2 separate regions of the Homo sapiens genome follow, and region 2 is linked to region 1. A link is a loop called in an ENCODE intact Hi-C map of the cell type or tissue named here. Cell type or tissue: OCI-LY7. All regions are shown on one strand.

Region 1 (8,000 bases):
AAAACAAGTACCTGACTTTGACACCAACCAAAATTGCACATTTTTTCATGTCACATTACAGTGGTTACGGTATCTAGAAAGATCATTTTCATTCCTTACTACTTCAAGACCACAGTGGATAGATATAAGACCTGCCACTAGATCATTTTCTCTAATGAGTTAATAAGTACATACGTTACTACATCACAAATTTGATTTCTATAGTTTTGATACCTGTATTACAGTATAATTATTTCTCTTTGTAGTCCTATGTATTTTATTTTGTGCATTTAAAATATTAATCAGAGAAGCAATCCATGGGTTTCACCAGACTGTCAGAGGGGTCCATAGCACAAAAACTACTAAAAATCCCTGAGTCAGGCCCGGCGCGGTGGCTCATGCCTGTAATCCTAGCACTTTGGGAGGCCAAGGCAGGTGGATCACAAGGTCAGGAGTTCTAGATCAGCCTGGCCAACATGGTGAAACCCCATCTCTACTAAAAATACAAGAAATTAGCTGAGTGCGGTGGTGCGCACCTGTAATCCCAGCTACTCGGCACCCTGAGGCAGGAGAATCACTTTAACCCAGGTGGTGGAGGTTGCAGTGAGCCAAGATTGCACCATTGCATTCCAGCCTGGGCAACAAAGCAAGACTCAGTCTTGAAAAAAAAAAAAAAATCCCTGAGACAAAAACTAAAAAGAATGATAGATTGGCATGAAACCCCCTCTCTACTAAAAATACTGAAAATACAAAAAAAAAAAAGAAATCAGCCGGGCGTGTTGGCGGGCGCCTGTGGTCCCAGCTACTCGGGAGGCTGAGGCAGGAGAATGGCGTGAACCCGGGAGGCGGAGCTTGCAGTGAGCCGGGATTGTGCCACTGCACTCCAGCCTGGGCAACAGAGCGAGACTCTGTCTCAAAAAAACAAACAAACAAACAAAAAAACTTGTAGACAAAATTAAAAGCTGACCAAAAGCTGGGCCAATACATGTAGAGTATAAAAGTATATAAAAAGTTAAAAATCTAGAGGTGTCCAAAGCACTCAGGGGCAAATTTTTTAAAGATAATTACCCAGTAGAAAAATAGAGGAAAAACATGGATGGGAAATTTATGAAATACAAAATAAAATTAATCTTTATGTGTGAAAAAACAAATTTCAACCTCACCAATTAAGCATAAATTAAAGCAACAGGGATAGGACATTTTTCACCCATTCAATTGAAAATATTTGAAAATGTGTTAACTCTTATTACTGTAACGAAGATGGCATAGTAATACACACTTGTATAAACTTGTTAATAATGCAAATTGTAAGCTTTCTGAAGGGCAATTTGTAAATTCATATAAAAAAACATTAAAATATGCAAACCTGTTCCTCTAGTCATTTTGCTTCTGGGAGTTTATTCTAAGAAAATAATCAGAGACATGAAAAAAAATTATTTTAAAGGAAACTCAAACCAGCTTTATAAGGACAAATAATAGAAACAAATATGTCATAACAGAGTTAATTTTACATAAATTATAATTCTTCCATATAATTACAATGCACCTATTAAAAATTGGATTAAGAAAGTAAGAAAATGTTCAAGTAACATTAAGTGGAAAACTCTGGTTTTTAAAAGGTGTATCTGGAATGTGATCCCATTCTGTGCGTATACCTACATAATGTCAGGAAGACATTAGCTAAAATATTAACAGTAGTTATCTCGGGGTGGTGGAATCACAGTAAATTTTCTTATTTAGGTATTTTCCAAATGTTATACAATTAATAAGTTACTTTTAGAATCAGGAAAAGGTGAAAGCTACTTGTAAATATTGGCCACTTTTACCAAAAAAAAAAAAATCACTAAGTAAAATAAATTTGAAAAGAATGTAAGTGTCTGTCTAAGGCAGGATCTGAGTTCCCTTGGCCAACATTGAGAACCAACTAGCTATTCTTCTCTTGCCTCTCAAAGATCAACATGCTGCTTAACTTTCAACTGGGAGAGAACTGCCCCTGCCCAGAGGAGATTCGGGAGGAGCTGTATGATTTCCATGAGGACCTTCTCCTTCACTGTGGTAAGCTGCCCAGAGAAAGGCTTTGTCCTTTTTTTACAAGAAGAGTCTGTTTTTGATTCCTTCATTAGAAAGCTAGTGGGAGGTTGGGAAGTTATTTTTGTATTTAAAATTGCAATACTGTCTTTCAAGACGTGACTATCCTAGCTACTTGTGTCAGAAAAGATACAGGAAGTAACCCTGACAGAATATATGACCAAAATTCCTTCTACCTAAAAGAGCCTGTGCTGAGATATAGAGAGGAAACAGGGTTTCTAGCAAAAGAATGAAGACAACTGATCCTTATATAAACCTCACCTAATTTGCTTAAAGTTAGTTGGGACTCTCAGCTTCCAGGTGAGACAAGATTCTGATCTCTTTGCTTTTTAGCTATTAGGGGTGTGTGTGTGTGGGGGGGGGGGGGGGTGTGGGTGTGTGGGTGTGTGTGGTGTGTGTGTGTGTGTGTGTGTGTTTAGTAACTTCTGCCCTTAAGGCTTCTCAGCCAGCAATCTCTACTTGGATACGTACCTACTGGTTTTAAGCAGCTCTCAGCATTTGTGTTGCTTGTACATGGGTAGGTTTAATAATATATGGGTAATTGACAAGCTTTTCATTTGAAATAACTCATTGTTAACTTCTTCTACAGATTCTAGGGCCACGTCCCCCAAACATTCTTCCAGAGGTTTCAACACTATAAGAGTGTATGTAATCCCCCTTACACTCTTTCAGAGGTTTTGGGGGTACAGATTCAAAACACATGTTTTAGGATTAAACTTACTTGTTGTTCTGATAAACAGGAAATCAATATTTTTTTTTTCAAAAGCTATAAGATAGGTAACTATTCACGAGAATAGTATCTTTAGAAAGCCTGTAGTATCTTTAGAAAGTTCCAGAAGGATGGGAAGCAGTTTTTTAAATGTTCTTTGTGACACTATGATGGTTTCATGCACTGCTTTGGATTTTCACCCTGTTCTGTGGCTTGCTAGGGGTTCCTTTGGAAGAAGAGGAAGAGGAGGAGGAGGACACCTCCTGGACAGGAAAACTCTGTGCCTTGGTTTACAAAATCAAAGGCCCACCCAAGCCAGAGAAGGAGCAGCCGACGGAGGAGGAGGAGAGATGCCCCAGTAAGTGACATTGCCTTTAAATGACAGTGTGCTCTTCTAAGACTTAATTAATGTAACTTTTTTTAAACAAATACTGTAAGATAGATAGGGGCTGCTTAACTTCAAAGAAAGCATCTGGGCAGTATGTTATAATTGCTGGTGGTTCAGTTACGTATTTTGGGTTCTGCCTTTCTTCTGATTGAAGAAACTTACTTTCATACTGTCCTGAAACCTGAGATGGGTTGCTTGGTGTCTGTTCTTGCTGTCGTGTTCTACTTAGAGGTGCCTGTAAATACATGTCTGTTCTTCTTTTAGGTTTCCATAGTCTTCCTCTTTTAACCATTATTGTTTCTTAACGATTATTGTTTCTGTCACTTCCCTTTGTGGTTCCTTAGCATTGAAAATTGCCCCAGAGAGAAAATAAAATAATAATAAAAGAGAGTTTGTAAAGGATATAGGATATGAGTTTGGGGGGGTTGTTTTTGGATTTGGGGTATGATTTTTGAAAATGTAGCATCCTAGAAACTTTGACTTCCTATTTTTCAACAATGCCGAGCTTTGTCTAGATTTATCTCTCTAATCCTTATACTATAGATGACTCCTACCGTTTTGACCCATGATGAAACAAGATTATAACTTGTTCTGCAGGGCTGTTAGACTATCTCTAGGACATGAAATTTCAAGAGGAAGATTGTCTTGTCTGAGTATTATATATAATCAGTCTACTCCTTGGTACAGATTCAGCAAATTTATCATTTGTTTAAAGAAGAAGGAATTTCTCAGGTTTAATATCGTTGCTTTTTATCTTGTTACCTATTCCTATCCATCTTGGAACACCCTTTCAAATCGTAGACTAGAGCAATTGACTGTCAAGATAGGATCAGTTTGTCTGAAAACACTACTTTGGGGTTCATACATCTTACTGCCCTTACTGCCCTTTATATCGACCTTTCAACTTTGTCAGAATATCTCTGAAGGGAACAAATCTCACCATTTGTCATCGGAAGTATTGAAACCTCTGGAAGAGTGTATGGGGGACTTGGCAATGGCAACCCTTGATAGGGTAGTTCCATCAGTCACTCTGGAAAGGGCGGGTCTTTTGTGAGGATGTGCCAGCAGCACTCTAAAGCCACAAAAACGTGAGTTTAGGCTCCCTTTGTGGTTACCGCCAAAGGAGAACTGAAAATAGGCTGAGTTACCCATATGTCTCCTATATCACCTGCTGAGAGTCTCTTTTGAAAGTGGTTGCTTCTTTCCCACCTTCTTTTTCTTTTTTTTTTTTTTTTTTTTTTTTCCTGAGACAGGGTCTTGCTCTGTCACCCAGGCTGGAGTGCAGTGGTGTGATCTCCACTCACTGCAACCTCCACCTCACGGTTCAAGCGATTCTCCTGCCTCAGCCTCCCAAATAGCTGGGATTACAGGCATGCGCCACCATGTCTGGCTAATTTTTGTATTTTTAGTAGAGACAGGGTTTCATCATGTTGGCCAGGTTGGTCTCGAACTTTTGACCTCAAGCAGTCTGCCCTCCTCAGCCTCCCAAAGTGCTGGGATTACAGGCATGAGCCACCACAGCTGGCCCTTTCCCACCTTCTTTTTAACAGAGAGTTTGTCATGGCTGGCGGGGGGTGGGGTCCCACCAGGTGACCATTTCATGTGAGGTAAATGGAGTCAGTCAGATGAAGTCACTTGTCACCTGCCTCTGTGAAGCCTCCCCCTACATCTGTGAATGGTGTTCGGGCACCAAGGATTGCAGTCTGCAGCCCCGCTACCTCAGGCCTCAGGCACACAGACCACATTCTGTCTGTCTTGGCAAAACACGCACACCCGAGAGGCCAGCCCTGTATGAGACTGCGTGTCTTCACCTCATGCTTCTTCCCTTCCACAGGAGGAGTTATGAGAGGTTCACGTTTCGTGTCATAAGTACTCTATCTTGGGATCCCAGAAATAGACGAAATGGTTGAGGTGATCAGGCATGTTTGGCTTCTCTGCTGAATGTTCCAGACATGATGAATCCCCTCACTCAAGCCTGGCATTTTAAAATAAATTCTAGAGAGTGGTTTAACAACCACCACCCCCATAAATTGTTTTTAATATGATCAGATGGAGACAAGGTTGCTGATTACAGAACCATATGCATTAAAGGGTCAAAATCCTTTAAATTATTGGTAATTTTGTTCATGCTATTGCGTATCTGATTTCTATTACCCTTGCATTTGATGAAATAATAAAAGTGTAGATAGTGTTAGAAACGTTATACAATGAATTGGCAGTTTACTGAATACTTCCACACATATTCATTTACTGCTGTTAGTTTTCTACACTCCTCCATTGTATAGTTGGGGGAAGCAGGACTCAGAAGAATTAAGGGGTACTTGTTTATTCTTTCTACCCTTACCCGTTCCAGAAAAACGTCCGGGTGTCTGATTGTCACCAACCTAAGGTACGTAAAGTGAGTAAAGCTATGGCTTGAAGGCAGGTCTTCTGTCTCTTTGTATTGTGCTGTGCTTCTCCACTGTACCCTTGCCAAAGAACTTACCAGCATACATACCATGAGCTACAAACACATTTGGAATGGCTTTTTAAAATCACTCTTTTTATCTTGCCTACTACATCTGTGAGATATCTCACTGTTTTGACTCAAAATCTGAACCCAACGGAATTCAATGTTTTAACATTTAAAAGTTCACCAAACCAAGGATCTGAATCATTTTCAGATAAGGTGGTGGTGGGCTCACCCCGCAGTCCCTCTGCTGTGAGCAGTTGATGTTGGCCAATGACCTGCAGAGAAGCCACAACTTTTCTAGGAAAGAGAGAGCAACAGTGTCCTGAAACTCACATTCTGAAATCTGCTAGCTGGCTCAATGTTGAAGGGATTTGCCTAAATTAACTCCAAGCCATATTGTTAATGAAAGCTGTTACAATATTATCAAAGGATCAAATGATAATGAACAAGTGAAAAAATCTAACAATAGTAGCCACTGTACTAAGTCACTTTTTTTTCGTATCTCCATCCAGAAAATTCCCTAGAAAATGTTTTGCTTGTTCCTTCTGGCCAGTACTTTTCCAACGCTGCAGTTTAAGCAGCATTTCCTTCAATGTAAATATATAGGCATTGAATTATTCTTCCAGAAGAGGCTGACCATCTATTTCTCCTAAATTCTAAAATTAACAAAATAAAAACCATCTGTCAAATTTTACAGATTAAAATTCGGTAAATTCTTGATCTCTGCCATTTGTTGAATGCTTTCCCCATGGGAGAAGGAAGCTCCACGCTGGCATCTTATCTCTATGCTTAGAGGTCTTGAGATGACCCATTGCAATTCAGCTTTGGGTGGCATCGGTTAAGAACTGAGTTATAGGTGAGCATGGCTGAGTCTTTCTGAAGGAGGTGAACATCCCTCTTCTGTCTTTAGCCCTGTGCTGTTTGCCACAGAATGTTACCTCTCGCAGAGATTAGGTGGCACTCTTGGCCTTGAATAGTGCCTGCTCTCCCCTGCCACTCTTCTCCTAATGAAGACCAGAACTGGAGGTGACCTTGAACCTGTCAAGCCCCAAAGTCCTTACGTATGTTACCTCTTGCCTATTCACTGAACAGCCTAGGAGCCCTAAACCAAAATTCTCTCCCAGCTAAATGCTGTAGCATGTTTAGTGCTGAGAAGAAGAAAACATCTATACGAAATAAGTCCTAGCCCCTCAACACAAATACGCACATGCAAAGTGAGATAACTTAGTAGTAAGTACATCTGCAGAGCTCAGGCAGTATTTCTAAGCCTCTTCTCTAAATTCTCTCCAAAGAGCCTCTCCCTAAACACACACACACACAAACACCTCCTCTGTGAAGTCTTTCAAACTCATTCTTTTTCCCTCTACCCCTTCCATATTGTGGAATTTCTAGTAGTGTATGTATGACTTTCCACGTTATGTGAGGTACTTGTATATGTGTTTGTTTTCCTCACCAGGTCTTAATGCAGGGAACATGTCGTACTTGTTTCCACACTCAGCTCTATGGCACAAATCTTTTTGACCTCCAACTGAATATTGGTTACTTGAGGCTCATAAAAAAGAAGAAAACAGGGACCTTTCAGAAAAAGGAGGAAATGGGTATGGCTAGGCAACTCAAAATAATCATGAGGTTGGATGTATTGTAATAAAAGTACAGACAAAATACAGTAGGTGGCCAGAGGAGGAGATTGGGAAATTGTCTGTGAAGAATGTAGATGGATGGATAAAATAAGAAGGAAAAGGCATTTTTAATGAAAAAAAAAAAAAAAGCTGCTTCAACAAAGGCCCATGTGCAGCAAAGTTCATGTCATATACAGGAGTGGCAACAAGTTGAGAATGGCTGAATTATAAAAAGAATAGAATGGGTCAGAATGGAAAAAAAAAAAAAAAAGAGTGGTGTTAGAATATAGAACATCTTGAAAAATCCAGTGGCTATAGTCCCAGTTACTGGGGAGGCTGAAGCAGGAGAATGGGGTGAACCCAGGAGGCGGAGCTTGCAGTGAGCCGAGATAGTGCCACTGCAGTCCGGCCTGGGTGACAGAGCGAAAATTCTGTCTCAAAAATCCAGCAGCTAAACCGTATGCAGGCTTAGAGTGTTACTCTTTGTTATGCCCATGTATTTTGTAATATTTGGTCTCCCAGTTGTGGGGAGGGAGGGGCTAACACTTACGTGGTACCCACTTTGTCCTGAGCATTGTCTTGAGCACTTCCATAAATATTACCTCGTTTAATTCTCATGAGAACAATCTGTAATACACAATTCTATTTCTATTTTACAATTGAAACTGAAGTAAAGACAGAGTAAGTAACTTTCCAAAATCACACAGAGGTGGCATAAAACTTCAAAACTTTGTCAACCTGAATTCAACGCCCATCCTTGTCACT
Region 2 (8,000 bases), 350 kb before region 1:
TCATGAAATCTAAAGAAAGCAGGGTGTGCATTCAACATGTATTGACCAATTACTCTCCACCCAGCCTTAAACAAGTTACTGGAAGTTACATAGATGAAAAAGACATCTTAATGTTTGTTGTTTTTGACAGCTCAGGGTCAAGAGGGAGCTCAGACTTACTTTGAGGTAGCAAGGATATCAGTCACTTCAGATGACTTTATAACAATTAATTTAACTTTTCCATGTTTCTATGGTACAAAAATTTTCCTGTTGAAAGGTATGACCTTGGGGAAGTTTCCTTACTTCTGTTCTTGTTTTCTCATGTTAAATGAGGGTCATAATAGTGCCTATCTGAGAGGATTGTTGCAAGGATTAAATGAGTTCATCCATGTGAGGTACTTGGAACAGTGCTCAACATATAGTAAATCCTCAATAAATATTATTTATTATTGTCTCAACAAAACAGTGTAAACATTGACATTAGTCACACTAGCTATTCCAAATGTCATTGCACAGTCATTTTATTATTGGAAAGTACAAAGGGACAATCCCCTGGGATTATTCCATAGTCTTGATTCCTGGCATTCTGCTTCACTCTAAATATGAGCAGGCTTTGTGAATGGAAATGAGCCTGCAATGTTCATGGCCTTGGGAGTACAGATTGGGAGGTCAGTTCTCTGAGCGTCTACTTTGCAAAGCCTCTTGATGCAAATGCTGATTGACTTCTCCCTGGGCAATTTTAAATTCCTCACGTCAATAGATGGGCAACATGATTTGGAGAATCCACAGCTACACAAAAATTCATCATCTTTGCTTTGGGGAGACATTTTTTACAACTTATGTCTTAAGTGTAGAAATTAACCTCTCTGGGAATTTACTGTATTTCTAATAACACAAGGTCATCCTGCTGTAAGGATCTGGCTTTTCATATCCAAGGATACAAAGCATGGACCTAAAGTAAAGCTTGATCCTTGCTACATACTTCACTGCCCTCTCCCCTGAGAGGTCCTGCTGGGGCAGTTGTCCAAGCCTCTGATTCTTACTCCCTCCTCTCTATCAAACCTTATTCCCATCCTTTTTCCCTCTGCTTTCCATGGAATTAAACTGGATCATATTGGTTATTTAACCCTGTTAAGAATTGTCCTTCCCTGGTTGAGAGTAGGTGTGTGTGAAGCTAAAATGCTCTGCTCCTTAAGTGACAGGTGTGTAGAAGGGCCCATGGACAGGCTGATGGCACCTTGTTTTTGATTAGTTTGGATCACCCTAATTGGTTCTTCATTTCACTCAGAAATCTGGTCCCAATGACTGAAAACTTAATTGGACTTAATAGACGGGAAATTTAATAATAATACAAAAAAACTAAAGCAAGATTTCTTCAAATAATAGAGAATGGGTGGGCTTTTGGTCTCCTTAAAGAAAGGAGAGTTCCGGTGCTGAATCTGAGTGTTTCACTAACTAGCAATACATTTAACATTTTAAGTTGTAAATAGAAAAGTGAACTCTATGGATGAGTTATTTCATTAATGCCAGCCTCAGTTTCCTAATCTATAGAAAGGTGAAAATTATAACTAATTCACAGAGAAGGGGTCAGGGTGAAATGATCAGACCTGAGATTCTCCAGAGCAAGGCTCTATTTTATCACCATTTGCTGCTTCCTTCTCCCCAACGTTTAACTATGCCCAGCACTTGAGACTGCCCTCAGAAAGTACACTTTATAGAGTATAAAATGCTATGAAGATGTCACACATGCATCTTAGAACTTGGACAACATTGGCATCTGATTACATTTTATGTTAGGCCATTCTTGGGTTGCCATAAAGAAAGCTATGTCTGAGACTGGGCAATTTATAAAGGAAAGGGTTTAATTGGCACATGGCTCTGCGGGCTGCCCAAGCATGACACTGGCATCTGCTCGGCTTCTGGGGAGGCCTCCAGGAGCTTTTCGGCATAGTGAAAAGCAAAGCAAGAGCGAGCATGTCACATGGCCAGAGAAGGAGCAAGAGAGGGAGCGGCAGGGGGAGGTGCCACACACTTTTAAACGACTAGATTTCACAAGAATCCCCTTTATCATGAGGACAGCACCAAGACATGAGAAATCCACAACCATGACCCAAACACCTCCCACAAGGGCCCACCTCCAACACTGGGGATTACAATTCAACAAGAGATTTGGTGGGGACATATAATCAAATTATATCCCATATATAGAGAGCCCACTATTCTAATTAAATACATTTTAGATCAAAGTTGCTCTGACTTATTTATTTTTGTACATACATTTTATTATATTGGCTCATAATTAGGCATGATGGTACACAATTCACATAAATGACTACAATCTATGTAAGTTTTGTCTATCCAGAACAACTTTTTTTCCACTGAATGTCCTAGTTCTCTCTTATTGTCGATCTTAAAGTCGATGGTTTCTCTGGAACCACATCATTTTCAGGTCACCATTGTCACTGTGCTTATTGCAGCTCTACAAACATAAATGACAAATTCAGAATTCACACTCTTGTCTACCTTATTGTAAGCTCTTAACCACTCTGTTGTCAAACAATGTATCATCTGTATCAGCACCACTATCATGTACAGTCTCTGACAAGAGAGTGGTTAAGAGCTTACAGTAAGGTAGACAAGAGTGTGAATTCTGAATTTGTCATTTATGTTTGTAGAGCTGCAATAAGCACAATGCCTGGCTTGTACCAGGCATATTTTCTCTTCCGTGCTATAATATATGATATGATATTTAATACATATATATTTTTTTCTTTGAGACAGAGTCTCACTCTGTCTCCCAGGCTGGAGTGCAGTGGCACGATCTCTGCTCACTGCAAGCTCCGCCTCCCAGGTTCACGCCATCCTCCTGCCTCAGCCTCCCGAGTAGCTGGGACTACAGGCACCCGCCACCATGCCCAGCTTTTTTGTATTTTTAGTAGAGACGGGGTTTCACCATGTTGGCCAGGATGGTCTCGATCTCCTGACCTCATGATCCGCCTGCCCCGGCCTCCCAAAGTGCTGGGATTACAGGCGTGAGCCACCGCGCCCGGCCTTAATACATATTTTAATGGCAGAGCCTACTCCCCAGTGGCTGAGGATTCTTTCTGCCAGAGCCCCAGCACCCATGCTCAGACTATACTTTGATGAGCCACCTGGGATCCTGAAGCAGCTGCTCTTCAATGATATGGGGAGGGGGTGGAAGATGTACTTAAACTGTTTATTTACTACAATTTCTAAGTCAATTAATTGAGAAAAAAAATCTAAATAGCTCTCCCACCTGCGCCCTGGAAGCCTTAGCCAAGTGAAAACCTGTGGGTGTGCATGCATTTGTACTTGATTTTCTAAATATGTGAAGGTTGCAGTCCAAGTCATGCTTTTAACTCAACCACATCCTGTGCTTGACTCCCAGCTGTTTGGGAGGTGGTAACTTTGACTGTCCCCTGGGCTTTGCTCTGGTCTCTGGCTGTGCTAAGTGCATGCCACTTGTTCATATCCTGGTGAGGCCTGTGGAATACACATAAGAGGGCAAATAACTCACAAAGCTGGAAGAGGCTCCCGGATCTAGTCTGAACTGCCCAATTAAATGCAGATTAGAAGGCAGGTTTATTGAGGTTTTGAAGTAAAGGAGAGTTAGGGTTAACCTTTATCTAGCCCACAGGTTAGGTATAATATGTCACTGGGCAGGATGTGACCCTTTGCCCAGACTTCTTTATCACCATATGACATGGTACATGGAATTCCTGACATTCAAGATACTCTTTTGGATTAAGGTTTTATCTCCAAGGCATTTGCCTTGGATATTGTCTGGGGGTGGGAGGAGTGAATTTAGATGTTACTATACATCCTCTTGGATTATGACATTCTCTATGGATGAAACTTTGGTCTGGTAATATGGCATTTGGGATATAAAGAATTACCACTAAGGCACTGGCAGATTCCACTCACAGTAGGTTACCCTGTATCTTCTGGGGAAATGGGGGAAGGAAGGGTACTCTAAAAAAGTGGCATCTTAAGGATAAGGAGTAGGAGCACAGAGTCCAAACATCACTAATGTCGCCATTTTTATCCCAATCTTATTTTGTAGATGCTAATATCTTAGATAAAACTCAGTGCTTTCTATCAATAGAGGAGGGGTTCTAATGTTAAATGTTTCTTTCTTTACCGCCTACCTTTCTTCATCTTTGGTGCTTGTCAACATCTAGCAAGCTGTGTATGACACTGATTTATCCTGTTTGTCTCTCTCCTACTTTGCAAGCGTTCAGGGGCCAGAAGTTTTGTTCTTTTCTTTGCTGTGTTCTTGCTACTAAGGATGGTGCTTAGCATATAGTAGGTCTCTGTAAAGAGTTGTTGAAAGAGTTAGTAAATCCTCATCTGCTGCCCCTCCAGCCCAGGTGCTCACCTCACTCAACTCTCTGCTAAGTTCCCCTCTCTGTGCACTCATGGTTGGTGAGACTGAAGTATGTGTTGACACAAAGTTAAAAACCCAACCGCATTATGGAATGATCCACTGGGGATCTGGGGACTAATGTCTCAGTTTCTGATCTCAGTGGCTTATAGGATGCCAGCTTGTGAAGACTGAGAAATCAGGATGGCATGGACATCACATATGCATTTGCCTGATTCTCAGGACTAAACACACATATGGGATATTTCTAGATTCTTCTAAAAATGGAAAATAGATATAGGACAATTCTATATTTATGGGACATACGTCTGCTCTACATATTATTGATACCAGTTTGATGACTGTTCATATTTTTGTATTTCTTTGTGCTTGCAAACTGATGCTTGTTTGAGAAACTGAAGGTTATTTGATGTCAGTGTACCTTGGACAACATTTCTGTGTGCTTTTAAATCCTATAGTCTGTACCAGATACAAACCAGTAACCACTCTATAGGACCCCTTTACTCCCATGAGATTCTGGAGCACCATCAACAGCAGATACCAGCCCCCTCCACTGGCATGTGTACTTGCCGATTAGGAGCATAAACCCAGCCATCACTCATATCTAAAGATGAAGGGAAGACATTTTATTGACAGTTGAAGTTATTGAATGGTCCAAGATTAATTTTTGTTTGGCTTTGAAATGTACTTTACTACTTTCATGTTGCTTAGCTTGTTTCTACTTTTATATTACTCCTGTTTCCTTCTAGTCCTCATCTTCCTTTAGAATCTACAGCTTCTTCTGAGCCTTCTGATATTTCTCCTTTAGGGTCCTGAATTCCCATAGGATTATGATGAGGTTTCTTTTCTTTTCCTTTCTTTCCTTTTCTTTTCTTTTCCTCTCTTTCCTTTTCTTTTCTTTTCCTTTCCTGCCGCTTTCCACCTTCCCCCTTCCCCCTTCCCCTCTCTGCCTTCCCCCTCCCCCTCTTCCTTCCTTCCTTCCTTCCTTCCTTCCTTCCTTCCTTCCTTCCTTCCTTCTTTCTTTTCTTTTCTCTTTTCATTTCTTTTCTTCCTGTTGTTGAGACAGGGTCTCACTCTGTTACCCAGGCTGGAGTGCAGTGGCACAATCATGCCCCACTGCAGCCTCCATCTCTCGATCTCAAGCAATCCTCCCACCTCAGCCTCCCAAGTAGCTAGGACTACAGGCATGTGCCACCATGCCTCGCTAATTTTTGTAGTTTTTGTAGAGATGGGGTTTTGCCATTTTGCCCAAGCTGTTTTCTTGAACTCCTAAGCTCAAGCAACCTGCTCACCTCGGCCTCCCAAAGTGCTGGGATTACAGGTGTGAGCAACCATGCCCGGCCTATTTCTTTCTTACACGAGTCTGTTGAGGTTCTTTGTTTTTTGTTTTCCCCAATGTCTACTGAACTAAATCAAAGCTACTATCTTCTAAAAGAACCATAGGGCATTATAGATAGGAAAAGACCCCTGGCAATCATCTGTTAACTATTGTGTTAGGGAACTGAGATGCTATCCCCTTATTCATCCGTCCATCCACCCATTCATCCAGCAAGCATTTGTTGAGTACTTACTATGTAAAAGGCATGTGCTAGGGATTGGAGAAGATTTAAAGGTGATCAAAACACATAATCCCATTTTCAAGGATCTTAAAGTGTGGTCAGAGAGTTAGATATCTAAGGAACTAACAAGAAAGCAGAACAAAAATGTGTTAAATAAAGGTAAAAGTTATACATCCTAGAAGGAATACTTTTGACTAGGGAGTCAGGGAAGATTTGAAAAGAGAGGGAACATTTGAACTGGGGGTTTCTATAGGTTGTTGATAGGTTGCAAATGGAGTGAAAGAGGCACTTGAGACAGAAGGATGATCGTAAAGCAATACTCAGCAGTATAAAAGTATGTGACATGTTCAGGGAACTATAAAGACTGGAGTGTAGGGAGGTACATGGAAGACTGACTGTGTTGGGAGATAAGGCTGGAAAACTGGGGAGCAAATCAAGACAATCTGGCCTTAATTCTTTAGGTAATGGAGAACTAGCTAACATAAGTGCAATTAAGTCTAAAAATTTTGAACATACTTATGATAATTTACTACAGCATGGTTTTGATAAGGTAGACTATATAGACATAGATTATGAAGGATGCTTTTTATATTAATTTCTTCAACTTATTGTTATATGTCTGATACTAAATCATTTGTGCAATTGCAACTGTAAATACTGTACTTGATAAGCCTTAGGGTGTAGTTTAAAAAAAAAAAACTCCACTGACAGAGAACTGGCATTGCCCCTTGCATGGAAGTGAAAGACGAGACGCATGTTACATCTGTAATTTTCTTCATGGAATGAGAGCTGTTATACAGCTATAGAAGATGATTCACCTTCTCAGGCCAAAGGATTAAAGGTGACAGAAAAAAAAGTAAGTACTTTGAGAACATGTAGAAAACAGAAGCTGATGAGCACTGGAGGGCTATAGTCTTATTAAAGGTGTTACTGAGGACTCTGGTTGTTGAAAGTTGAGTATCAGCAGCATCCCTCATACCTCACACTGTTAAGTGTGTATGGATCCTCCACTTCTGGCAGAAAGCCACGAATCCATGGGACACAGGGGCTGTCTTAAAGCCACTGGTGATAGTGTGGTACAACCATTGTTTGAATACACATTTATAGACCTTGCTACCCTCGCTCTGGCCCTTTGAACCTACCATTTGGTTATATCTAATAGTGAAGAAAAATTGGAGAATTCAAATCAACACAATCAGATTGTTTAAAATTTTGCTAAAGGTTTAGTAAGGACTATAACTGGAAAGTGATTGTTAATTACTGTTTTCTGAACTAAACAATCAGGTGCTTGATCATATTGTGCAAATTTTACTTCATGTTATGAAAATCTCCTTTTCTCCACTAGACTGAATAGCTCCCTGGAGGGGAAGTTGCCTGCCTGCCTGCCTGCCTGCCTTCCTTCCTTCCTTCCTCCCCATCTCTATCTCTCTCTCTTCCTTTCTTTTCCTTTATCAGTGCTTATATTTGGGTATACAGTGACTCAGTGATTACTTGAATGATTTTTCATTCATCATTTCTGCATGGTCTCATTGATTAGACTAGATATTCTGCAAGTATTACTTCAGATCCCCCCAAGTGGTGTTTTCTTACCTAGTTACTTATGAAAATCCACATTCAGAAATTGCAGGTTATATTCTGAGTTAGACAATGTGAACCTCTAATGGGAATGACTTGTTTTCAATAAAATTTCAAAAGGGGGTTGTGTCTGTATGTGTGCCTGAAATTAAGTCCAAGACTGGGTTTTTGTTGCTGTGTTTTCTGATATAGCCCTAATGGCCAACACAGCATTTCACCTATAGCATGTGCCAAATAAACATATGCAGAACAACCTAATAAAATGAAATGGAGAAAATGGGAAGAAACATAAGTTTATTTGAAATCTGACATCTCATGTTCCAACTAAACTCTACATCCATCCTATTTCCACCTATGTAGTATCATGAGTTCCCTGTGTGGGCTGTTACGGCAGCTCTGCCCACACCGTCCTTATCTTTCTGGAGTGCTTCGTCTGTTCCTTTTCAAGCTTCCTATTGTTCCTTTTAAGTGTGCTTAACTAA

What was found. Peaks named below come from ENCODE experiments on the same cell type or tissue, not always from the same donor. Only the 100,000 strongest peaks of a DNase experiment are listed, where the experiment ranks them.
Region 2: it touches region 1 in a loop (7-fold over the local background); 2 of 110 quality-filtered maps call a loop at or near these places.

Annotation. Positions count from the first base shown.
Region 1 is chr15:33,667,423-33,675,422 of GRCh38, forward strand. It overlaps RYR3 (ryanodine receptor 3), which reads left to right. Exons shown (of 104, transcript NM_001036.6): 37 at 1,932-2,034; 38 at 2,997-3,134. Among named protein-coding and RNA genes, the nearest start is that of CHRM5, 300 kb to the right of the region's middle. In OCI-LY7, no CTCF peak of the experiment used is centred here; a DNase peak (open chromatin) is centred at 4,249; H3K4me3 peaks cover 1,230 bases; H3K27ac peaks cover 1,501 bases.
Region 2 is chr15:33,320,377-33,328,376 of GRCh38, forward strand. All of the region lies in intron 1 of RYR3 (ryanodine receptor 3), which reads left to right. Among named protein-coding and RNA genes, the nearest start is that of RYR3, 13 kb to the left of the region's middle. RefSeq lists a silencer at 3,327-3,376 and an enhancer at 7,732-8,000. In OCI-LY7, no CTCF peak of the experiment used is centred here; DNase peaks (open chromatin) are centred at 3,345 and 4,405; H3K4me3 peaks cover 780 bases; H3K27ac peaks cover 3,542 bases.